Regions from separate parts of the Mus musculus genome. Here all the other regions are linked to region 4. A link is a loop called in an ENCODE intact Hi-C map of the cell type or tissue named here. Cell type or tissue: heart. All regions are shown on one strand. Region 1 holds the start of Gm42073 (a long non-coding RNA gene). Region 2 overlaps Ccnjl (cyclin J-like). Region 3 has its middle 24 kb from the start of Ttc1. Region 4 has its middle 20 kb from the start of C1qtnf2. Region 5 overlaps Ccnjl (cyclin J-like).

Region 1 (5,000 bases), 960 kb before region 4:
CTGAAATGGCGGAGTAGCACAGGCTTTTGTTAACGTTCTTGCCACAAGATGAAGTTTGATGAGATTTGTTCATTTTCTGACAGATAAGGCCTTTCATGAAAGCTCATCTAAACCGTGATAAAGACAAGGAACTGGTGAAGCTCACTCAGTACCTCAAGGAGATCGCTAAGCTTGATGACTTCTTGGAGCTGAATCACAAGTACTGGGAGAGGTAACTGCTAACTATGTCGCTTTACTCTTGAGACCAATGAGTGAAAACACACTGGCAGTGCCAAACTGTGCTCTGAATTTTGTATAAGGTGGGAAAAGTCTGAAACCACTTTTTCAGTCTACTGGAGTCCCCTCAAAGGTATTTCCTCTAACCCCTAACTTTTTCATAAACCCACATTCCTTCGGGTCTTTAATATTCCAGTAGTAGGAACTTGAGAAGCTGGAGTCACTTGGGACAGTAATCAGCTTACTCTCTGAATTCCCTACTCCTCCCACCATGATTCTTTAAGGCAAGGTCTCTGTGTGAGCTACAGCCTTCTCTATGTTTTTGACTAGAGTCCTTTTATTCTTTGTTTTGTTAATATATTTTATGTGTGGGATGTGTGCATTCAGGTATGCCCTCCTTTAGTATCTTTTATTTCACTATATGCAGGAAAAATTAGATCTTTAGATGAACTCTGAGTTAATTAGAAATCGCAACTCTATGTAATATTGGGACGTAGGCAGTGTGATGTGGTATCTGGTGCTTACAACCTCCCAAGGCTAATTGTAAATCTGAGCAGCCTGATTTGGTGACCCGCTTCACTTTGTGCCTGAGAAATACGAGGAACATAGCACTCCACAAGTAATTACAAACTGTACTCATCTTAAAAGGTCTGCCCTGAAATAAGTCCTTTGGCATGAGAGGTATATTGCTTTACTGAGCTTAGTCTGATTCTGTTTTGACGAGTTTATCTCATTTCCTGCAGGTATCTATCAAAGAAGCAAGGACAGTAGTTAGCAGTTACACTCAGAGTTGAAGATCCGGAGGTCTGTGGACCTCTGTTTCTTTGCTAGGCATTACCACGGCTGTGCTGGACACTGAAGCAGATGCCAGCCTGCCTAGCTGTGGTCTTCCAATGCTTTGTAAACAAAGTGCTAAACAAACAAACAAACAAAAAGTTCTCTTCCCTCTATGTTAATTTACTCTTGAAGAATTGTTCTCTGGCATTAATTTTTGAGGTGTTTCCCAAATCCTCTAAAAATGGAAAAAGGAAAGGAAAATGAAAAAAGGAGAAAAATATATCTACGATTGCCATCTTGTGACTTTGGAAATGAGTTTTGTCTTATGCTTTTCTGCTTTTGTCTCCTTGTATAATCATCTGCCTGAGTCTGAGACCAAATCTGTCTTCAAACTAGCTAGTGCTTTCCCCCTTAAAACCAAAAGCAGCACCAAAAACCCCAGACCAGCTTCTAAGTAACGACCTGGTTTGTTATGCTGAAAACTCGCAAGAGTTGTCCTTCCTTGTCAGAGTTTCTCTCCTGCAGTCTACTCAGAAGATCCTGAAGCTGTGTTGTGTCAGTGCTCCTTAAGAATGAAGGACATCTGCGTGGTAAGGCTGTGCCCTACATGACAGGGACAGGACAAGCAGACTGAAATAACACAGCAGGACAAGGCCGAGTAGAAGCACTTCTGCCTAAAACTAGTCATGAGCACAGCTTACCACAGTAGTAAAAAGGCACCATCACCAACTCGACTCTCAGAAGCATGGATAGCATCTCTGCCTACTCCAGTCGGGTGTCATTGTAACTGCTAACACCGTTGCAGCAAACATCTAGCCATAAGATTAAAAATACCTGATACTTGCAATGCTTAAGCCTGCAAATATGTATGTGACTGTTGTTTTATGTTGACAGTATTGCTTTATACAGTTCTTGTATTGAAAGGAATTGCTCCTTTTAAATGAACAGGTGTACATTGTTCTTATGGGACTATTTCAGTGGTGTAAATAATAAATATCTTTTCTTAAAACATTGGTTATCTGTTTTATAATGTCTCAAATATTTTACCTCTTTGTCAGTTCACCAACCATGTTCAGGCAAGGACCTCTGAAAATTAAATGCAGAGGCAGAAAGAATTAGAGCTGGAGACCAGCTGCAACTATGATCTCAAACAAGTATGTGTGCTGTTCTGTGTATATCATTATACATTCAAAATGATTTTAGCAGCTAGATAACATGCGTAATGAAAATAATTTATTAAAATGTTTCTTAAGCATCTGGGAATTTTCAGAAGAAAATTTAAGGGCCAATAGAATGTTTACGTGTTTATTCATGTATGCATTGCCTTTGTCCTTTTCAGTTGCTCTTACTGATACACCAGGATCTGCCTCCCCAGGACTGGCTCAGTCCTGTGCGCATCCCCAGTGCAGGATGCTAGGCTCATTTTGTATTGTTTGGCTTTTTCCTCATGTGGATGTGTGGGTGCACATGGGGGCTAGAGGTTGACATTGGACACTTCCTTTGATAGCTCTCTACTTTACTTGAGGCAGGGTCTCTTGATGAATCAGATAGAAAAAAATCTAAGCCAATTTACCTGTCTCTATCCCCTGAGTGCTGGGATTACAGACTTTGCCATCTGTCTTGTGTGTAGGTGCTAGGGATCTGACCTCTCATCTTTAGTACGCAGATGGCTAGCATTCTACTCACTGAAGGACCTCTAGCTCCTGTGAGTGCCAGTGATCTGAACACAGGTAGGTCCTCATGTTTATATGCAGGCCCTGCCATCTCCCCGGTTCTAGACTAGAGAGAACATTTAAGGTTAGTTTCATTTTCCATGTGTGATGACAGTTTATTGTTCCAAATAGTAACAGAGAAGGGCTTCATACTTCACAGTGAGCTGCACATGAAGGATAAGTTATTAATTAACCTGGGTCAGGAAAGAACAAACACATTCTTAACAGACGTGAAACCACATTTAGCCAGGTGGGGTTTTACATCTCCCACCAGTAGGTGGCACTCCAACCAAAGTTTGGAGCCAGTATGTTACTAACCACTGAGGCCATTTGGGATCTTGAGCTTTGTGTAATTAATAATTTCACATTGTATGAGACCCTTTATACCTTCTAACTCTTAAGACTTCTTTCTGTGACACACAGTTGACAGTTCAAAGGTATATCTCATAAATCTTACTTTTGCCAGGCATAATTCCAAGATTAAAATAATTGATATTTAGGGGTGTACATTTAGTCTAATGACTATATACCATCTTGAAATCTTACATTCAGAGAGTGGTTTGAGATCCAGGAGCCCTTTAAGTTTGCATTAGCAAACACTGGGATATTGAATTCTTTGTATCTATATGTAGTAGTACCTATTATTCCCCTATAGGCGAACAAGCAGGTAAATAGCAAGCAACTGAAGCATGTTCAATTATGGAAAGTGAACTAGTTGTCATCTGTTGGGGTAGAGCTACACAGAGGCAAGAGACTAGAAAAGCTGTAAAAAATGCTTAGTATCATTTAATTGTAATTAATACTAGTAAAATACTATTATGATTCTCAAAACTTTTTCCCCAAAACTCATGTGTTGAACACTTGGACCCCGGTGCTCAGAGGCAGGGCCTTGAGAAAGCAACCGGCCTCCTGCCTCAGTCAGCCCCTCAATTCTGTGGGAGAATCAGAGTCCCAGTACAGGTGCGCAGGAGTTGGAGAAAAGGGTGTAATTTGTAATTTGTCAAAGTGAGCATCAGACTTAAACATTACAGAAGAAAACAAAGAAGTTAGGTAACACAACAGCCAAGGTACATTGAAGCTATCTGACACAAAACAGAGAAATGCATACAAAAGACTGTCAGGAACCAGGCAGTGTTTACAATTGAGATAAGATCAGCCCTATCTAGAGTCAGCTAATGAAGGGGCCAGGTGAGGATTTCACACCCTAGTCACAATTTATGCTATTCCTCTGAGCCCTGTGAAAGCTTGCACCAGGGGGTTCTGCTCTAGCAGACCTTTTCATGAATAATGCAGTACTGTAGTTCTTCCTTAAACCACAACCCTCCTTCTTCCTAGGCCATGGTAAATTCTTGCATTTGGGAGTAATTTGGCTGCTCTTTTAAGTATCTGTAGGGAATCTCCATTTGTCAGAAGAACTCACCGACTTTCTTCTAATACACAATGTATTCTGCCATACCTGACTGTAATGAAGACTGTAATGTATACTTCGCTAAGCTTGCCCTGAGATTTCTAACTCCTATCCAGTAAAATATGCAAGAAAGCATGCAAGACCCTCCACACGATCACAGGGACAAATTTGGAGCATTCTTACTATGGGAATGCCAAGGTTCCAGGAGGCTAAGTTTCTGTGAAACTCTTTGCCTTGGGACTGCATCCAAGCCTTTAGGCCTGTCATACAGAGTTGACTGGAGTGGGTGTGGCAGACTCTAAGGGTACTGACCTAATAAATAAAGGAAGCCATAGGTTGCTAGATACGGAAGCTGGGTTTTGCTGTAAGACACGAACTCTGCCTCCTGCCTACACAGGTAAGCAGCATTCTCCAGCATATCTCTGTCAAATACGGAGAGACAGTACAATCAACTGGCCATTTGCTGACACCTCCAGTTACCCTTCCAGATACCCAGTTGTTTATCTCAGGTACTTTGTCACAGCGACAGAGCACTGACTTAACCATGAATGGTGAATAAGTCTATGTGGAATTTTCTCCCACAAAGTCATCAACAGAACTATTTTATGATACAGATTGTTATAATACAAGTTTCTACTAAAGTATTTGTACATCAAAAACTTAAGAGGTGCCTTGGAGAGTAAATGCTTAGCTATTTATGTAAAAGTCTAAGTTTTAGAATAGTTTTGGGGAATCATGTGGGTCTTAGTGTGAATGTCAAGCATTTTGAACTTAGAACCCCTTGGAGATTCTTTGATTGATCTAAGACTTAGGATGGATCATGACATTAGAAGAGAAAGGGCAGGCCACTCTCAGACCTGAAAGCTAGGCATGCATGACTAGAAATG
Region 2 (5,000 bases), 92 kb before region 4:
GGCATTGCTCTGATGATTTTTTCCCTCCCGGATGTGATTATTTTCTTAGATGTGTGACTTCAAGAGCAGCAGGTGAATGGGGTCCCACTGAGCTAGCTGAAGGCTTTAAGAGCAATGACTAAAGTTTTCCAGAAAAGGAACGCTGCCTCAAGGTTGCAAGAAAGAAATTACCCAAGTTCCTGGCTTGATGGCCAACCCTGCAAAGTTTAGACTTCACCGCTGTGTCATATCAACTGTTACCTGCTGACGTGAAGTCTAAGAATTCTGTGTTGGCCAGCTTCCATGGCTGTGCGCGTCAATTCCTTGCAGCAAATCTATTACTGGTTTGCTTTTGAAGAGCAATGGTGGATGCAGGAGAGCAGGTTGGGAGGTCAAGCCTCACTCATTCTTCTGCCCAGGGAAAGTCAGTTCCTGCTTAGAGGGTAGGACTCAGGTCCAGAGGATGTAAAAGGATCCTCACAGGCTCATGTGTTTGAATACTCGGTCCTCAGCTGGTGGCCTTGTCTTGGGAGGTTGTGGAACCTTTTGTAGTTGGGACCTTGCTGGAGGGAGTAGATCTCTAGGGATCCAGCCTTGACACTGACAGCCTGACTCTACTTCCTGTCCCATTTCTCTTCCTGATCCATGAAGATGTTCCTGCCACGGCTGTCACAAGCTCCCCTTGCCTGCCATGGCTGCTCTGCCACAGTGGACTGCCTTTCAAACCATGAGCAGAAATAAACATTTTATTGGGTCATTCTGTCACAGGCATGAGAAATCTCATAAACCTCTGAATCTCTTTCACCTCTCACCCAAAGGAGACTCCCACTGAGGTAGAGTAGAGAGATGTGGGAAAGGGCTGACTTGCTAAGAGATGTCCAGACAAAGGCAGCAGAGACCAAGAGCAGGTGATGTGTTTATTGCAGGACATCTGGTCCTGAGAATCAGGCTAGTTCTGGGGCCCCAGTGGAGGTACTTCTCTCAAAAGCCCAAGCCCAGGGCAGACAGATACAATAGACTCCAAACCAGTTACACACAAACAGAGAGACTGGTAAAGGAGATGGAGGGGCAGGAGCCGAAACATACACACACACACACACACACACACACACACACACACACACACACACACACATACACACACACACACACACAAATAACAAACGAATGTGCAGGTTCCTATGCTGGTTGAGAAAATGGCAGCTCCTCTTCTGCATCCAGCTCTTTCCTTCCTCTGTTTCCATGAGACATCCATCTGCTCAGAAAAGCCCTATCGCCGTTAAATCTGACTCAGTAGCGTGTGGCCAACCTTCCTGGCCGTCCCTGCTATGGTCTCTTGGATTGGCAAATGAGTCAAAGAGAACCAAGATGGCAGGCAAGGTGTGGTGGATACATCAGAGGCTGAAGCAGGAGGAGCAGGAGTTCAAGGCCAGCTTTGGCTCTGCACTAAGTTTGAGTGTAGCCTTAGCTACATCAGATCGATCTCAAAAAAAAAAAAAAAAAAAAAGTCCCTACCCCCACCAAAAGAAAACAAAAACCAACAGAGACACAATCGTTTCAAAAACTAAATTACAATTTGTTTCTGTGGTCTTTTGCACCTCCCTTCCAATTCTGATGGGTGAACAGCATGTCCCCTGACCAAGAAAAAAACAAACAAACAAAAAAACCCCAAAAACCAAACCAAACCAAAAAACCCAACCACAAGAACATCTTAAGCACAGGCTGTGAGTCATAGTCATAACATATTGCACATGGTGACAGTGTTCCTGAGCCCTCGCACTGCAAATCCCAGACATGGGCTTTTGCTCTAGCAATCTCTTGCCTGTCAACGCTGGTGTCATATACCACGTTAGTCCCTTCCTCCCCACTTTTCTAATATTCCACAGTATGACTACCCTTTAGTATTGGCCAAACTCAAGTCTGGGATCAGTTTAACCTCAGCACTAAAAGCAAGTGGTGGAGGGAAGTAAGGGCCAGTTCAAACCTTTGTCTCCTTCAAACAACATTCCCCCACCAGGGGGCAGTAATCCAAGTCCAATAGGCGAACACTTGCATCCCAGGGGTGGACTCTTGCAAAGTGAGCCTGAGAGGTGGTATCCCTCGCTGTTGTTATCCACCAGTTGGTCCCAAGTTGGATTAATAAAAGATACAGCCTCATGTGGGACAGACAGACAGTGTGGCAATTCAAACTTTTTGCTCCTACAGAATTTTCAAGTATCATAAAAATCCCTGACACGGTATGTAAACAAGATTTTTTTTTTTTTTTTCAGGATAGAAAGCTAGACTGTTCCAGGAAGCAGCAGCATGTGAAATAGCTAGAAGAATGGAAAGATTTGGGGTTCAAAAACAAAGGGCAGGCAAGATAGCCACTTACTGTGCCTTATGGGCTCAGTGCTCAGGCCTAAACACGGGCCATGGGACCCTTGGAGTGGAGCTAGGGAGAGAAAGACACTCAGGATGGATCTTCTAGGGACATAGACAGACGTGTCAGGTGCCCCTTCTTTTTCAGTGGTATGGCTATGAAAAGTAGTCTTTGAGAAGTCCGGATGTATGCAGTCCTCACTGTCCAAGTCTGATATGCTCCATCGGATCCGCAGTTCAGGGGAAAGGTCACAGAGCCATGTCTTTGTCCTCCAGGCATACACGGAAGGATTTCCCAGAGAGATGCTGTTGGGCGTATCCCTGGATGTTTTGTTCTGTTGATTTGTTTTTAAAAAGAGCAAAGACCCTCTCTACTTAAAGGTACTAGGTTCTCTGTCCCACCTGGATGAGCTCTCCTCTTAGGTATTTACTTCCTTTGTCTGGATCTTTCAGGATTCTCCCTGTGGTCCAAGTGTGGCCTAGCTGTCGAAACAGCCTGCAGGGAACATATGGCTGCCGCTGAAGTAGCTGCTTCCGTAGGAGGCCGTAAGGCAGTGCCTGGGTTCAGCTGCTATGGCCATCTGCATGCTAAGGGATGCAGGGACGGGCACAGGACACATATCCAAGGGCTGGAGGGTTGGGTATGGCGTGTGGAGGGATGGACCAGTGTCTCCTGAGAGCAGGCCCCCTGAACGGTGGGCCTGCAACGAGTCCCGATATGCCAAGCACAAGTCCTGCGCTGGACTCTGGAACTGGGCTAGAGTTGTTGGCGGTGGCTGGCTGAGAGTCGGGTAGGTGGGCGGTTGGAACAGCACTTGGGCGGGAGCTGATGATGAGCCCGGCACCATGGCCAGCGTCTGGCTCTTGACTGCAACGGCATCCTTGAGGACATTGTCATAGGCTCTGAAAGGAAAAGGCTCAAGTGAGTTTTGGAGATGCAAGGCCACTAGGCACCTGCTTACCTTCCTCGGTAAGTGGGACAGTGCCACACCACTCAACGATGACACATTATAACACAGCCACGGCTATCGACTTACTAGACTCAGGCCTCAGGTCTCAGCTTGCAGCTGTTTCTGTCCCCAAACCTCTCTGATCCTGTGCAAGAGTAGGCAAACTTGTCCCCGCAGCTCCTGAACCTCCTCCACACCTTGGCTGTTAAAGCCCCAGCAGGTAATTTGGGTCCCACTTGCTTCTGTTCACTCAGCACCCCAGCACTTGGCAGAGACCCTCCCCTCTGCTACTTTCTAGGTTCTTCAGGGCCCGCTCTATCCCCATCTGGGAGAATCTCTAGCAGCTACAAAGCAAACTGCCCCCTGGGGTTTGGAAGCAAGCAATGACAAGCAACACGAGCCTGGGGACTGATACTGGAGTAGCCATCATCGGTCAAAACAGGTTGTGTACTGACTTGGGGACGTTTTTGTTTGTTTGTTTGTTTGTTTGTTTTGAGACGTTTCTCTGTGTAGCCCTGGCTGTTCTGGAACTTGGTTGGCCTCAAACTCAGAGATCTGCCTGCCTCTGCCTCCCCAATGCTGACATTAAAGATGTGCACGCCCATCACCTGGCTTGACTTGGGGACTCTAAAAGTATACAATTGAAGACTCAGTCTAGGGAGCAGGGCTAACATCTTAGAGTGGGTCTCCGATATCACAGCAAAACTGCTGGCATTCGGATGTTGAGAGGTGGCTCTTTGGGGACTGAAAGTCTTCTGCTTCTGCTACCCAGACCCAGTCACTCAGGCCTGCATAGAGGTAGTCACTACCTGCTGGTGGAAGAGGGAGGTAACTGCTCAAGGGCTATTCAGATCTCTCTGCACTCCTCTTGGTAGCCATTATTGGTCTCTTTGGCTGCCAATCTCTATTTCACAGTGTTAGATCTAAAATTACCCACTGACCCCTTAAAAGAGGCTGTGATCTCTTAGCTGAAGCCACTTTGGACCTGGTTGGCTAAGTGGTCACTTTTGCAGCTTGCCTGAGAAAAGGAACTTATGAGAGAATGAATTCGCAAAATCACACTGGGACTTACATCAGTCAACCCAGATAGGATGGAGTTCAGTTGATAGAGTACTTGCCTAGCACGCATGAAGCTGAGTTTGACCCTTAGCAGTAAATCAACTGAGCATGGTGGCACACACCTGTAACATCAGCACTCAGGATGGAGGGGCAGAAAGATCGGATGTTCAAGGATAGCCCACTAGCTACATAGTGAGACTGAGTTACCCTGGGCTATGTGATACCCTGTCTCAATAGCAAAATACAACAATAGGATGAGTGTAGACATGAATATAGGAGCAGGTGCCCCCAGCCCTGTTCCTCTTTTCCCTCTCTCTCCAATCTTAAAAATGCAAAGAGAAACAACCAACTCTCAAAGCCCCATTCTTAGTTCTTTGTTTTTCCAAGACAGGGTTTCTCTGTGTAGCCCTGGTTGTCCTGGAACTCACTCTGTAGACCAGGCTGGCCTCGAACTCAGAAATCTGCCTGCCTCTGCCTCCGAAGTGCTGGGATTAAAGGCTTGTGCCACCACTGCCTGCATTCTTAGTTTTCTTTTTCTTTTCTTTTCTTTTTTTTTTTTTTGAGACAGTTTCATATTTCTCCTAAGCTGACCTCCAGTTTTCAATCCTCTGGCTTCAGTTTCCCAAGTGTTAAGGTTATAGTTGCATGCCG
Region 3 (5,000 bases), 230 kb before region 4:
GGCCATACGTAGGGCTATTATACAGTAAATTCATACCCTTGTGATTCTGTATCCCATTCATTATAGATTACTTTACTTACATTGTAGATTACACCACTCTTACATTCACCTTCCACTCTTAGAATCCTGCCTGCCTATATTCTGTGCTAGGTATTTAACTCAGGCCTTGGACATATTACGCAAGGCCCTACCACTGAGTTATATTCCTAAGGCCCTTGTGTCTTGGGCAGCTTAGACTTCAATAGCCCAGGCTATCAATGTGTGATCTTCCAGTTGCAGCCTCAGTTGACAGACCTGAACCACCAGGCAGGGTTCAGATGTTTCCTCTTTCTGCATGTGCCTATTTTCACAGCACTGCTGCCAGTTAGGCTGATGGTGCTAGTATTGTTAGCCAGTACTTGTACTTCATCCGGTCTCTCCAAAGTCCCACACAACTGTGCTTCTAAGTGAACATTACACTATGTCCAGATACAGAAGTAAGTCAGCTGCTAAGCCTGCCTAGTGGCTCATGTTACAGTAGTGGGCACGCATTTCAGCTTGGGCAGAATGCCCACATTGTTTTGTCAAAGTTGCTCAGGTACAGGACATTTGTGGATGATAAGGTAGAAGACCACTTTAATGTTGGCTGTGCTGACAGATTTTTGTTTGTTTTTTGATGCTATGATCTCTGATCTTGCCTCTAAAACTACTGGTATCACTTCACACAGTATCCAAGTATCCAGGGTGATTTAGGAAGACCAGACATGGGCTTTTCAGTGCCATTCTGAGTAGACAGCAGGGTTTGAGCTAAACGCAAATGTTACACAAACCTGAGAGGCTATATATTCCCAAGTGCTAAGCTGGCCTAAAAACCCCACCTTTTGCAACAAGCTTAGCAGGGTCCAGGATGTCAAAATGGAAGAGTATGTAGGTTAGGAGCCAAAGAGCCAGACTGTTGAGACAGCTGTGCAAGATAATGGTAGCTGTATTTGCTGAGAGGTAAGGGGGAGCTTTCTTTGAGACAGGGTCTCATGTATCCCAGACTAGTGTTGAACTTAGTATGTAACTAAGGATGACCTGGAGTTTCCTATCCTGTTGTGCTTTCTTTTCAGACAGCAGCTTCTATTGTACCCCAGGCTGGCCTCAAACTCAAGATCATCATCCTGTTTTAGCCTGAGTACTGGGACCTAAGTAAAAGCTTTAACAGGAAGATTGTTCAGGTCCCTTCTAAGACCAGATCAGACACTACCACAAAGTGGCAAGCCTCTGTGCTTTGCTCTAGGGTTGTCCCTGGGACCAAAAACATGGCCTGAGTTACTGGAGTTCAACAGAGCTGTCCCAACACAATACAGCAGCCTTGTTAGCCAAAATGCAGAGGCAGCAGCCAAGCCCCCATCTCTGTTCCTTTGCCCTTCTGTGGTCACTCCTTTTCCCTGCCCCTTTTCTTATTAAGTCCCACCCTTTTCTCTTCAGGCAAGGTCTCCCCATGTAGTCCTGCTGGCCTCGAACTCACTATGAAGACCAGAATGGCCTCGATCTCAGAGAGCTACCTCTCAAATACTCAGTCATGTGACACCAGGTTTTTTTTTGAACCCCTTTTTTAAGATGCTAAATGTTGTTGACAGTCCTGTGTATGTTTTGTACATCCATACCACCTTTGCAAAATCTCCCTGAATTAACTTCAGTTTGATGGCTGTGATCTTTTTCAGTCTGTCACCTCCATCCTTGATCAGCTCAGTTCTTCTATCATTTAAGTTCCCTTCAAAAAAGAAGACTGAACTTGGTGGCACACCTTTAATCCCAGCACTCAGGAGGCAAAGATAGAAAGATCTGTTACGTTTGTCACTACCCTGGCCTCCAGGGGTCCAGAACAGCCAAAGTAAGACCTTTTACATTTCAATAACATAGAAGGAAGTTGTGGGGCAGAGCTGGAGAGATGGCTCAGCAGTTAAGAGCACTTACTGAACTAGGTGAAGACCTAAGTTCAATTCCCAGAATCTGTGATAGCTCACATCCATTCTTAACTCCAGTCTGGGGAATCTAATGCCTTCTGACTTCTATGGAAATCAGGCATGCATGCATAGCTCAAATATACATGCAGGCAAAGTATTCATTTACATAAAATTTAAAAATATTTAATGACCATGTATGGTGGCATAAGCCTTTTATCACAGCACTCAGGAAGCAGTCAGAGTGAACTGAGCTGAGGGCAGCCTAGTCTACATGAGACCCTGCCTCAAAAATAGATGAATAAATACAAAAAGTCTGTGTTAGAACTACAGCTCAATGGCAGCCTTGCCTAGTAGGTATGAGGCCCCATGGTCAGAATGAATGTAACAACCGCTAAGTGTGTATGCCACCATACATACATCCAATAGCACATTAACTGGACATGGTGGCTGTTACTATAATCCTGAAACTTAGAAGACTGGAGCTACATGAACTCCTGACTCATTGCTCTAGAGAGGGGCTGGGATTCTGTCTCTTTAGTATACTGTACAGGGAACAGTAGTTATTTCTAATCCCTCCCTGTTTGTTTAATGTGCACAGCTGACCATGAGCCCACTCCAGAGTTGGTAAGTGGTCCTGAAACTAGAAAAATAGACTACTTAGACCAAGAAGCTAGTCTGAGATAGCCAGAATTACTACAGAAAACCCTCCAAGAATTAAAAATACCTTTTATATCAAAAACTTCAATATCCTTAGTCATGAGCTGGTAATTGCTGAAGCTAGGAATGAAATTTTTTAAGACAGATTTTTTTTAAAAATTACATTTATATACATGTGCATGTTCATGCCTGCCTGCCACATCGTATGTACAGAGGTCAGAGAAAACTTGTGAGGAGTCATTTCTTCCCCTCAAGCATGTGAGCCACACAGATCAAACTCAAACAGGCTGAGTAACAAGTGCCTCCCCTGCTGAGCCATCTGTCTCAGCAGGCTGTACCTTTACAATTTTGGGGGATGGTTATAATTTAAGAATACTTTCGATTTTCCACCCCTCCAAGGCCTACAAGCTATGGGGAAAAAAAAAAAAAAAAAAAAAAAAGGCCATCCCACAGAAGCTTCCCAAGCCAAAACTTAAAAACATCCCCTGCCTCCTCCTTCCCTTCACTCGGGGCATAGCAGGGCCTACTGCTCCTCCCAGTACGTCATGGCAGCCTACAGAGAAGAGTTGGTGGTGGTGACTGTCGGCAGGTCACTCCTCAGACACAGGAGCAAGTTCCCCTTGCTAGAACTGCTGTCAAGCCCTGGGAGTCACAGCAGACATGAAGGAAACATCTCTCAAGGAGACAGCAGCACTAAGAGCAGCTCTGTCCTGCTACAGGTGTAGTACCATGCTAAGACCCACACCTGGGCTCACGCTTGGCACATCATGAGCAAACAAAATGCAGCTTCCAGTCAGTGCCTTCACTTCGAAGCCAGAAACCCACTAAGGACTTGAAACAAGTTACAGCAGTCTTCAGAGGCCAAGGATACAAGGACAGAATGAGGTAAAAGTAGTTGGCTATTGAGAACATCTGTCTGTGGGACTATGCAAGCATAGTTTGACCACCCCAGAATAATGTGCTCTTGACAAACTGATCCAGACTCCAGTGGCTTCTTCTTATGGATATTTAGCTACACTGAATCAAGCAGTGTTTGACATTGGAGATTGTATACATCCTCTGTAGTGCTAGGCAGCCTTCCAATGATTTGATTTACTGAAATGGGGAAGTTTCTATGTTAGTCACAAGAAAGAAGGGAAGGGGAGGGGAGGGGAGGGGAGGGGGGAGGGGAGAGGGGAGAGGGGAGAGGGGAGAGGGGAGAGGGGAAAGGGGAGGAGAGGAGAGGAGAGGAGACTACAAGCCTCTCAATTACCCCATAGGCTTTCACAAACTAATTTTCTTCCTAATGACAAAGCATTTCTGGCTCACAGGTCAATCCTATAAACTATGGTAGGAAACAGTCTGTATAAGTAGGACTCCTTCTTGTGGATGGGGATAGGGGGTGCTTGAAGTTAGTATGTGTAGGATGACCTTGAACTATATAACCTTAAACACTGAGATTACAGGCCCTATGTGCCATCATACCCAGCTATGAATTCCTTAAAGTTAAAACCGAAGGAACCTTCCACACTTGTAAAGCCAGCCCTACTGTAAAGGCCAGGCTGCTTAAATCAGTAAAGCAATCTGTTGTGTACAGGATCCTAATCAAACTCTGTAGTCAGCTGGCCTCTACCTCTAGTCAGAAGAAATCCCATCAAAGCTTAGTGACCAAAGCCTCAGGGTCTCCCTCAGGAGCATCACCACTTCCCAGGACACAGACCTGGGTTGGATTTTAAAGTCTAAAGAAACAACAAAAGCTACTTTTTGTTTGTTTGTTTTGTTTTGTTTTTTATTTTTTGAGACAGGGTTTCTCTGTATAGTCCTGGCTGTCCTGGAACTCACTCTGTAGACCAGGCTGGCCTCGAACTCAGAAATCCGCCTGCCTCTGCCTCCCAAGTGCTAGGATTAAAGGTGTGCGCCACCACGCCCGGCTCAAAAGCTACTTTTAAAGGTAACCCCTACACAGTAAAACAGTTCTTAAATAAATTAAAAAAAAAAAAAACAAAGACTTTATTGGATAACGTTACACAACATTCTTTAACATTTAACTCTGAGCAGATGGAAGGTGAGAAACAATTCAAGTCTACAAATGAAATAGGCCTGTGAAGATTTTAATACAGACAAAAGGTAGCATGAAGCAGAGCTTAAATATTAAGCAACTAAAGCAATAAAAATGAAGTTGTAACATGGTAGGCCTAGATCTTAAATACCACCAAGTATCCTTTATTTTTTTAATGAAAATCTAATTTGTAATAAAAGGCCCTTAAGGATTTGCCATGAGGAAAAAAAAAAAATGTAGATTCTTACAACCTGATCTCTCCCAGTGCTTTTGCCTTTTTAATTTTTTGGTCAATTCCATCACTCTACAAATAAAAATTTCTAAAGCTTAGAGGTCTTCCTGATACGATCCATGCATGATTCCACATGGCTTGG
Region 4 (5,000 bases):
AGTTCATTGTCATCAAGGCAGGAACATGGCAGCATCTAGGCAGGCATGGTGCAGGAGGAGCTGAGAGTTCTACATCTTTATCTGAAGGCTGCTAGCAGAATACTGGCTTCCAGGCAGTTAGGATGAGGGTCTTAAAGCCCACACCCAGAGTGACACACCTGCTCCAACAGGGCCACACCTACTCCAGCAGGGCCACACCTTCTAATAGTGCCACTCCCTGAGTAGCATATACAAACCGCCGCATCTGCATGCAGTCAGGTGGGTGGCATACACCGCTTGCCCACTTAAACTCATTCTATGGTTTCTGCTACTCTCAGGGTCAAGGTGTGTGCCTTCCATTTGCCATCTCAGCCTTTGAAGTGGAGCTCAGCTGATGGTGTGCTTCATCTTGCTCCACCCTGAGGAGAGAGGTGGGGTCTTTGATTCCTTCCACACTTTGTCTCCCACAGGGCTTTTGCATGTAAAAAAAAAAAACCCTACTCTGCAACAAATGCCTTTTATCCCTGGACCCTCTGCCTCACTCCCACTTCCCCCCAGCTCCGTTGTGACTACCAGTAAAGTGTGCCCTACACCTTGTCAGACAAAGCCTCTTATTGCCATTCGTGTGGACATCTTGCTTGTATTTGTGTGACTATTTTCCCGATGTCTGTCTCCTGTATCCAGTCCTAAGCTCACCTCAGGGTCCCCCGTGCCTAAGGTGAAGCTTGGCACATAGATGCAATTCAGTAAATATTTGTTGAATGCAAACTTGGCCAAGTCTAGCAGCCATTTAGGGGCTACTCTTCAGAAGCCCTGAAAGCCATTTGCCCACAGGGCTTAGCCAAGGGATGGTGGGTCAGCTGAGAAGATGGCCCGCTCTCTGGGTGAATGCCTTAGTCTTTGATCTCAGAGACCTCCATGTGCAGCTCTGCTTGTGTAGTAAATGACTCACCCTAGGAAACCATGCTGGAGGGTTGCCAGCCTCAGCGGGAAGATTCTGTGTGAGGCAGACACAAGAAGCTGGCTGTGGTGATGACGGCATCAGCTCTGATCTTGTCTTTAAATTAGCACTAATGTGAGGGGAAAAAATTAGGAAGTAGATGAAGAATGTCTTAAATGTGGGGTGGGGGAGGGTGTGGCATTTTCCCTGAGCTATCTGTGGCCTTTTCTGGAAAGTTCTTTTTAGGCTTCTGTTTCTACAGCAGGGAAAGGGTATAGCTCTTGAAGAGTGAGGGAGCTACACTAACGTAGGGTCTCCTGTCATCAGACCCATGTGCAAGGAGCTGGGTCTGTGACTCTCAGACTATGGAATCAGAGGGTCCCAAGGAGAGGCGAGCCACTGCTCTGAAAGCCTGGGTAGGTTGTGGTACCAAATGGCTTCAAAGGTCTGACCTGAGACCCCCTCGGAACCAACTCTATCCTACTCAGAAACTTGTCAAAGCCTAGACAGTTCTGGTTTATCAGGCTCCTCCCGCTGGGAAGCATGGGGTAGACAGACCTGCTCACAGGGGCCCCCTATCTGTGGTCTCTGCTTCCCCGTGTCTATGAAGTGAGGTTGGTGGTCTTGGAAGCTGCTGACAATAGTGTGAACTGTGGAGCAGTCCGCACACATCAAAGGCGGCCTGCTGCCAGTGTTCAGTAAACGTTGCCGCCATTTCTAGTGTAGCTCAGGAGATTTGACAGTGATTTGTTATAACAGAAGTCTTCACTGAGGGGTGGGAAGATGGCTCAGTGTGTAAAAGCATTGGCCAGAAAAGCAGGTTAGGGGCAGAAAAGGCCCTAAATACAGATTTTCCCCAAACTCACATACAAGCCTGGCATGCATGAACACAAGTCTGTCACTCTAGTTCTATTGGGGACAGAGACAGGAGGATTGCTGGGGATTGTCAGTCATCAGCAGAGATCCAAGTTCAGTGACAGATTCGGACTCAAGGGAATAAGATGAGAAATGGTAAATCAGGACACCCGCTATTTTTCTCTGGCCTCAGTGTGTGCATGCGTGTACACACACACACACACACACACACACACACACACACACACACACGTCTTCAGTAGAAGCAGAGGCCTGAGTGTGGAGATTTAGACGCTGGCTGATTCCCTCAGCAATGCTACTCATTGTGCGTGTGTTGTCGTCCTTTCCTGACTGCTTTGAAGAGAGAGAGAGATCAACATTTGATGCCTACATTGGTCCTGAGATCTTCTGGCCCAGCCGTTCATTTTGCTGAAGTCACAAACGTTATCACCCAAACCACACAGGGGACCCCAAGACACTCAGGACTGGACCCCGTTCTTGCTTAACAAGAGCTGGTACTCCTGCCCCATCTCAGGCTGGTCTCTGACACAAACAGGGAGCTCAAAACTCTGTCCCAAGTGCAGATGTCTGGAAAAGGTGAGACTGATTTTATTCCTTTTCTTTCTTTTTCTTTTTTCCCAGCACAAGATCACAGCCACCCTAGAACCCTGGCCTGAGACTCTCCCTTTTGTCTTGGGCTCTGAGGCTAGGAAACTGTCTGCTGCAGAGGCCTGCTGGTTTTTCCAGCCCCCTGTGGCTTATTGGAGGTTTGTGCGGTAGGTGTGCTCCCTCTAGTGGCACAAGTAAGAATTACATGCAGCCCGGAAGCCGTTTCTTCCTATTATGGTGGGGGTGAAGAGTGGGGTGGGGATAGGAGAGAGTGGGTTGGGGCTGGGGGGCTGGGGAGCTGGGGAGGCTGGGGGGGTGGTTGTCAAGCCTCCAATGTAACTTTGATGCATTCTGTACTTGTAGAACCGACTCGCCCCCACCCCCGCACTGTCTCTCCTTTACCTCACCCTAATTCCAGCCCTGTCAATCCCAACTTTGACTTTTGCTCTTTGTTTTTGTATTAATCTTGATTTACTAACATTCTCTATTAAAATATTATCTGTATATATTATTGAGTCTTTGGTCATCTTTTAAAATTTGTGTCTGAGATGGGTGTCAGACTTCTCCCCTGCCATAATTTTGATCATCAACCTGCAGAGGAAAAGCCCTTATGTAAACGGAGTACAACACGCACTTGCCAGGGGAGACCTAAGGTCTGTCTGTCAGTGTGGGCTGGAAGCTCTCTGCACTGTCATGATCAGAGGTGGGGTTCTCCAGGCTGCTTCAGAAGGGGGTAGCTGCCCTTCAAAGAATGCACTGAACTGGGGTCTGGTGGCACAGGCCTTAATCCCAGCAGGCGGACTTCTTTGAGTTCCAGGCCAGCCCAGTTGACAGAGCAAGTTCCAGGACAGCAGGACTGCACAGAGAAACCCTGTCTCGAAAACCGTGAGGCGGGAAGCTGCTTTTCAAAGAGTGTATTGAAGGAGAGAGAGCCTTTGGATTAAAGGCTCACCAAGTTCTAGGTCTTCTTCAGTACCTACATAAAGGGAAGACCGCAAACAGGCCCAGCTTCTCAAGGCATTCAAGAAGCCACAGACAGGACTAGGAACGAGGGTCTTACCATGTAGCCCTAGCTAGCCTGGCATTTGTTATGTAGATCAGGCTATCCTCCAACTCACAGAGATTCACCTGCCTCTGCCTCCTGAGTGCTGGGATTCTCATCATCATGCCTGGTTTAAAAAAAATTTTTTTTTTAGAGAAAGGAAAAGAAAAAACTGTTTACAAATGAAGGTGCCAGTCCATCTCAGAGGCTGACCCTTCTGCGGGGACCCCGGGCAGAACCCCTGCCCACCTGTTGATCTGTTTGGGCCACAGAGTACTGCCTGGTTTCTAGACACTTACCCACCCCATTGCATTTGTGGTGGACTCAGTGAGAATGATTAAATAAACCTTATTTTGTTAGCACTGGGCCCACGCTTCCCAGGACCAGCCCATGCCCTACCTGTTGTTCCATGAGTATCCACCAGGGGGCAGTGAGCGCAAGCTGCTTGAATGTTTGACCCTATCAGATAGGAAAATCTCTAAGCGTTGATCATGGGCTTACCGCATTCTGGCATGGAGGCTTCTTTAGCCCTGTATTCTGAAAACACCTGACCAGGGTAGACTCATCTCAGTGCTATTCATTCCTGCCACCAGGCACGCAGTGAAACCCTGCTCTTCATCACCGACCGAGCAGTGGGCCAGCAAATAATAATAAAAAGCCTGGGTCCTTGATGAACAGCGCTTACATTCTGAGGAGGCTCAGGATTACCCCATTGTAATGTCATACTCCCTCTGCATACTGGTAAATTAATACTCTTTTTCTTTTTTCTTGAGAAAGTTTCACCCTTAGCCCAGACTGGCTTTGAACTCAATGCAATCCTCCTGCCTCAGCCAGCAGAATGCTGGAGTTACAGGCAGAAGCTAAAGCAGCTTTCTAATAGGAAGGAACATGATTATGAGGGTCTTTGTGATCTTCCACCCTCACAAGTCTCAAGTCTCTTCTTCTTAACTGCCCAATTCTTCTGGCTTCAGTCAGTTCCTAAAGAGCACCCAGCTCTTCCCTGTGTAGAGAGGGCATTTGTACCGGCGACCAGGTCATTTTGCTCGAAGAACATTCCTTTCAGGTTCTCCTGTTGCCCTGTGTCCTGCTTCAGAGCCCAGCTCCTCTGTGCACTCATGGGCTCTGATTTACAATTCTTTGACCTACGGATTTTTGACTTTGGAAGGTATAAATATAACACACGTTCAGCAGGAACTGCCTGGAATTTTGATCTTTCCCCTCACTGTCCCTGTGTAGGACATTGGCTTTTGCAACAGTGACAGTAGGCAACCTGTCAGGGTGAACAATTGCTCTTCTGTGTGCCATGTGGCTGGGCCCCAATGCTCACTTTTGAATGTATCTTTAACTGAGCAATATTTTAAAACTTATTGTGTTTTAAACGCAATCCCAACGGAAGCAGAGGAGTAGCTGTGTCCTGGTTGAAGGAATCTCAGAGAGCTATGAGAGATGGGGGTGGAGGGTGGGGTATGGGGGTGGGAGCAGGGGTCGGAAGAGTGGTAGTTGTCCCCCCACCCCCATCTATGTAGTGGTACAGGGTACACATGTAAGTCAAAATCCATGTTTTCCACGTAAAAT
Region 5 (5,000 bases), 67 kb before region 4:
ACACGCACACTGTCAGAACTTGACCCTAACAGGCAGGAGGACCATTATCCCACTACCCCCACCTCCCATGGCTTTCCAGACCTGAGGTGGTCAGCCAGGGGCCGGATGGACTTCTAGCTCGCAGGAAACCACTCGGCAATGAGCACTGTTTTCCCAGGGAGGGTGTGGGATCCTGGAAGTGGCCATGAAAGGCAACAGAAATCTGTGTAGACAAAGCCCGTGGGGTTGAAAGAGGGGGAAGAACGGAGAAGGCTCGTGAGAGGGAGCCTGGCTTTGTGTTTACTGGGGTTTAAGAGGATATGACAATCTATAGCTTGTCTTCCGGCCAGGAAATGAGTTTCTCTCTTCCCTTCAGTTATGAAGACACACCAAGTCAGAAAGAATATAATCCACTTTGTGGGCATGAACTCTGAGTACAGGAGGACATTAACATTTTGTGGTTGGTACTTCTGTAGCATAGATATAATTTTTAAAAGTGTTACTGTAGATGCATACTCACGTTTGTTCATGATGTTTATGCAAGCCATGGGGTGCATGGAAGGCTCAGGACAGTTTGGTGGAGCAGTTTATCTACATTATAGTTTGAGGTTTATGGACTCAGGTCACTGACTTCAAGTTGCAAGCACCTTTACCCACAGAGCTGTCTCAGCAGCCATTAGTTTTCTTTTTTAATCATTTTTTTAAATAATAGAAACACCTTTCTTTTAAAAAAAAAATGCCATTAGGCCTTACATCCAAGGCCATGGGATCTGATACAAAGGGCACTCTGGCTTCTCTGGCTTTCTGACCGAAGCCACTCTCTCTGTCCAGGGCTAAGGACTCAGCAGTCTAAGTTACTTTTGAGCGTCAGCTCCTGGTGTCTTCAGGGTCTCCAGAGGACTCAACGCAGCCTTAACTCATGACCTGGAAAGGGCTCCCACTGAGACGTGTGCCTGAGTGTTCACAGCAGCCTCAGAAAAGTGAAAGCCACCAAGGGTCTGTGGGCAGAGGACTGGTCATTCACAGTGGACATGAACTGAGTCAGCAGGAGATCTGATACGAGCTATAGCACGACACACGGAAAACACTGCTCCCGCACTGTGTGGTCCTCCCAGAGTGCACAGGCCACAGAGCCAGAAGCCAGGATAGTGGTGGTCAAGGCTGCGGAGTTAAGGGAAGTGCCTGGCTATCAGAACAAGCGCTCCATCACTGAGCTACACTCTCAGCCCCCCTCTTTTACTTTTTTTTTTTTTTTTGAGACAGTGTTTCACTAAATTACTCACTTGTAGCCCAGGCTAGCCTTCAATTCACTTGTTTGTAGCACAGGCTAACCTTGAGTCTGCCTAAGCCTCTGGAATACTTAGGATTAGAGGCCTGAGCTGCCATCATCACAAGGGATTAAAAAAAAAAGTGTTCTAGACATAGACAGAGTGAGAACGGCACACTTGATGGAAAGGATGCATTAAGTCCCATTGATCTGTACGCTTTAAAGTGGCTAAACTGGTGACATATTACGATTTCAATCTTAACTATAACACAAATATAAAACAAAAACAAAACCACAAAACCCTCACAAAGCTGTGTGACTTTGGGGAAAGTTACACAGCCTCTCCGAGCCTAAAAACCATAGGCATATGAAACATGCCCTCCCACGCTGGTTGGAGGAAGAGACCAGGACAGAATAAAACAGAGGTGCTTGGAATAATTATCAGGATGCGATGACGCAGTTCACCAGAGGTTTGGAAGTTTCCATGTTGTCAAATAATCCTTTTAACTAAGAGGGAACACCAAAAAGACAGTTGGGGGATGGAGGACAGGTAAGATGAAAGGTAAGAAGGAGGATGGCTCTATAGTACATTTGCTGTTTTGTTTTTATTATTGGCACAGGGTCTCAATATGCAGCCCTGGCTGGCTTAGAACTCACTATGGAGATCAAACTGGCCTTGAACTCACAGAGAAATGCTTGCCTCTGCCTCCACAATCTCAGGGCTTAGATTAAAGATTTGTGATACCATGATGTTTATTGGGGGGCCATGGGAGGGGGGGAGGGGCGGATTGCACATGCTTAGGCAAGTTCTCCACTGCCAAACTCTAACCCCAGCCCTGTATGATGCTTATGAGTCTATACTGGGTTGAAGTAGGAGGTACAATTAACTCAGTCATAGAGACTAAGGGGCTGCTTTGCCATATGTTGGCTGTGTGATGACCTAAGATTCTTGCTGTTCTGCCTCATCCTGCAAGCCTAGGCCCTTGCTCGTTTTATGAGAACAGAGGGACCTTAGGTGGGAGAGAACTCCCAGCTATGCAAATTCCGTATCGGCAAACAGCTTCATAAGAACTCAGAAGTTGGAGTTGGGAAGACGACTCAGCCAGTAAAGAGTACCAAGGTTGGATCCCCCTCATCCTTGCACAGAGCTGCATGTAGCTGCATGTACTTGTAATCCAAGAGATGGTGAGGTTGGATCAGGGGGCAGGGGTACTATTGGGGCTTAAGCCAGTCTACCCAACTTGGCAAGCTCCTGGTTTGGTGAGAGACCCCTATCTCAAAAACATAAACTAGAAAGCGACTGAAGAAGACACCTGAAGTGGATCTCTGGCCTCCAGAGGCAGGTGTATACACGTGCACATGCACAAGCAGACAGATAAAACCCTGAGAACTTGGAGCTGTAAAGATCGCTCAGCGAGTAAGACCACATTTGCTCTTGCCAAGGACTCCAGTTCGATTCTCATTATCTATATTAGGCAGCTCCCAATCCTGTAACTCCAGCTCCCAGGAGATCAGATCCTCTGGACACACAGACAGACACACACACACTAAAAATAAATCTAAAAAAAAAAAAAAGCAAAACTCTTCAAACTCACAGGTGGGGACATGGATGCCAGATATCTTATCTCAGAGTAATTTGGGACTGAATCAGCAGAACTTCAAGCTTCCCTAGACAAGGTGTTATCTCCCCCCCCCCCGCCCCCCCCCCCCCCAGGCTGACAGTGAGCTTAGGAGAGAGGGGAGGAAGGAAGGGAAAACAGGATTCCAAGCTGTCACAGGATTCCAGGCTGTCACAGGGACTTTTCTCTCCTGGAGCGTGAGGCAGGTGTTCTGAGACTCCATTCTTGTCTCCCCAGGCTGGCTGAGCCCATCAACATGTGGGTGGGGGCGTCTGCCTCTCCATCTGGAAGGTCCTCTTCCTCTACCATGGCGACAGCAGTACAATGGAGTCTCCACTGTGAGCCCTGCATCCTGGCTCCCCAGACAGACGCTCTGGGAGAACTCCATGGCCCCAAGGAAATATAAGTCCCCTGCCCCCAGCAGGCCTTGATGCAGCCCACAGATCACAGAAGCAGCAGGCCAAAGGCCATGCTGTGCCTGAAATGTGATGCCTGCTCTGCCCTTCTCTGATGGAGACGTTTCACAGGTCCCTGCCTCTCTCCCTGAGATGATAAGATGCTACAAAAGGCTGGGCTCTGAGCAAAATTAGCTCCCACTGATAACTTGCAAATTCTAGCTGGCCTGGGTTAGACAGAGTACAATAGGGTGGAGGTCCTAGGGGAAAATAAGACGGAGTTTGGGAAACTAGAAAGCCACTCTCTTGCCAGGCACTGTGGCAGATGCCTGTAATCTCAACACTGGTGGGGGAGGGGGGGATCACAAAGTTTGAGGGCAGTCTGATCTATACAGTGACTTCCAGACTCACTGGGGTTACATAGAAAGATCCTATCTCAGAAATTAACCAACCAAACAACAAATTATCTATCCAACCAACCAATGAACCAACTAAATAAACTCTAAAACAGTCCTGTGTGTGTGTGTGTGTGTGTGTGTGTGTGTGTGTGTGTGTGTGAGATGACTATCACCGAGTGATGCTGACCATGGTGCTTAGAGTGATATGCCAGGATGAGAAAAAAAAAACACATTAGAAAGAGGGTGCCACCCCCTTATAGCATCAGCTAATAAATATTCAATAACACAGGGTAGTAGCATAGCATGAAAGAGAAGGTAAATTCTGATTGCAAGTTAAGTGTAAAGTATTAATATTAGAGACCCTTCTGTGCTACCTCTTAGTGCAGAGAAGTGCAATGCTCCTGATGTCTTGGGCTCAAACTAGACAGCTGCCATTAAGGGGCAGCACGGAGGGGTGGAACCCCAGTTCCGAGGGATCCTGAAGCTTTTTTCATTTTGCTATTTCCACAAATGCTCTTACGAGGGTTTACCATGTGCCAAGCTCTTTCCCTCTCTACAACTCTCTGTGTGTGGTGTGCATGAGTGTTCACATGCGTTTGTGTACGTGTTTGGCGCACTTACGTAAGAAGGCTGGAGGTTGACAGTAGACATCTTCCCAGATTGCTCTCCACGTTATAGACCAAGGCAGAATCTCTCACGTAAACCCACAGCTAGTCTAACTAGTCAGTTTGCCCTGCAGATTCCCTGTCTCAGCCTCCAGAGTGCCAGGATTATCAGTGGTTTGCCACATTAGCCTGGCATTTATGTGCATGTTGGAGATTCAAACTCCCAGCCAGCACTTTACCCACTGGGACATCTCTCCATCCCTAGTGGGTGTCAACTCTAAGTACATGATCCTGTGTGTCTATATATCTGTAACCACAGTTGTGCAGAAAGATGGGGGGGGGGTTTCCAACAGGGGTGGGCAGCCCAAGTCTACAAAAGCAGCAAGAAACAATGAAGACAGAGGGTGTACCATATGCAATGGTCTGTGATAGGATAGAGCTTTACCAGTGTGGCTGCTATTCGGGGAGCCATGTGTAGAAAGACATGAATCCAGAGGGTTAAGAGCTTGATGGTTGGATCTTATACTGAGGCTCTTGGTCCACCACAGAGCGGTTTTAAATGGCAAGATGACATAGCAAATGTGTGGTCAGGAGCCCATCTAAGCTACAGTACACTGATACAGTAAGCATCACCCAGAAGGACAGGTGTTGGTCCACGTTCCACCCCACTGCTGGGGTGCTGGGCACAGCCAGTGAGGAGGCAAAACCAGAGGAACTTGACTGCGCTTATCCCAAGC

What was found. Peaks named below come from ENCODE experiments on the same cell type or tissue, not always from the same donor. Only the 100,000 strongest peaks of a DNase experiment are listed, where the experiment ranks them.
Region 1: a loop joins it to region 4, with 4 times the contacts of the local background. A loop is called at or near these places in 2 of 42 quality-filtered maps.
Region 2: a loop joins it to region 4, with 9 times the contacts of the local background. A loop is called at or near these places in 26 of 42 quality-filtered maps.
Region 3: it touches region 4 in a loop (2.1-fold over the local background); 7 of 42 quality-filtered maps call a loop at or near these places.
Region 5: it touches region 4 in a loop (4-fold over the local background); 9 of 42 quality-filtered maps call a loop at or near these places.

The regions. Positions count from the first base shown.
Region 1 is chr11:44,451,575-44,456,574 of GRCm38, reverse strand. It overlaps Ublcp1 (ubiquitin-like domain containing CTD phosphatase 1), which reads left to right. Exons shown (of 11, transcript NM_024475.5): 10 at 84-211; 11 at 960-2,004. The coding sequence ends at 987. Gm42073 (a long non-coding RNA gene) reads left to right here and starts at 2,284. Exons shown (of 3, transcript XR_879809.3): 1 at 2,284-5,000. In heart, a CTCF peak has its summit at 2,975 (motif pointing right); no DNase peak of the experiment used is centred here.
Region 2 is chr11:43,583,535-43,588,534 of GRCm38, reverse strand. It overlaps Ccnjl (cyclin J-like), which reads right to left. Exons shown (of 6, transcript NM_001045530.2): 6 at 1,536-3,243. The coding sequence ends at 2,820. Among named protein-coding and RNA genes, the nearest start is that of Fabp6, 16 kb to the left of the region's middle. In heart, CTCF peaks have their summits at 1,778 and 1,985 (motif pointing right); a DNase peak (open chromatin) is centred at 1,994.
Region 3 is chr11:43,721,971-43,726,970 of GRCm38, reverse strand. It overlaps a transcript of Pwwp2a not described here. Among named protein-coding and RNA genes, the nearest start is that of Ttc1, 24 kb to the left of the region's middle. In heart, no CTCF peak of the experiment used is centred here; no DNase peak of the experiment used is centred here.
Region 4 is chr11:43,491,730-43,496,729 of GRCm38, reverse strand. No RefSeq gene overlaps it. Among named protein-coding and RNA genes, the nearest start is that of C1qtnf2, 20 kb to the right of the region's middle. In heart, CTCF peaks have their summits at 1,513 and 2,546 (motif pointing left); DNase peaks (open chromatin) are centred at 949, 2,569 and 3,849; H3K27ac peaks cover 298 bases.
Region 5 is chr11:43,558,287-43,563,286 of GRCm38, reverse strand. The region is part of intron 3 of Ccnjl (cyclin J-like); the gene reads right to left. Among named protein-coding and RNA genes, the nearest start is that of Ccnjl, 32 kb to the right of the region's middle. In heart, no CTCF peak of the experiment used is centred here; no DNase peak of the experiment used is centred here; H3K27ac peaks cover 3,170 bases.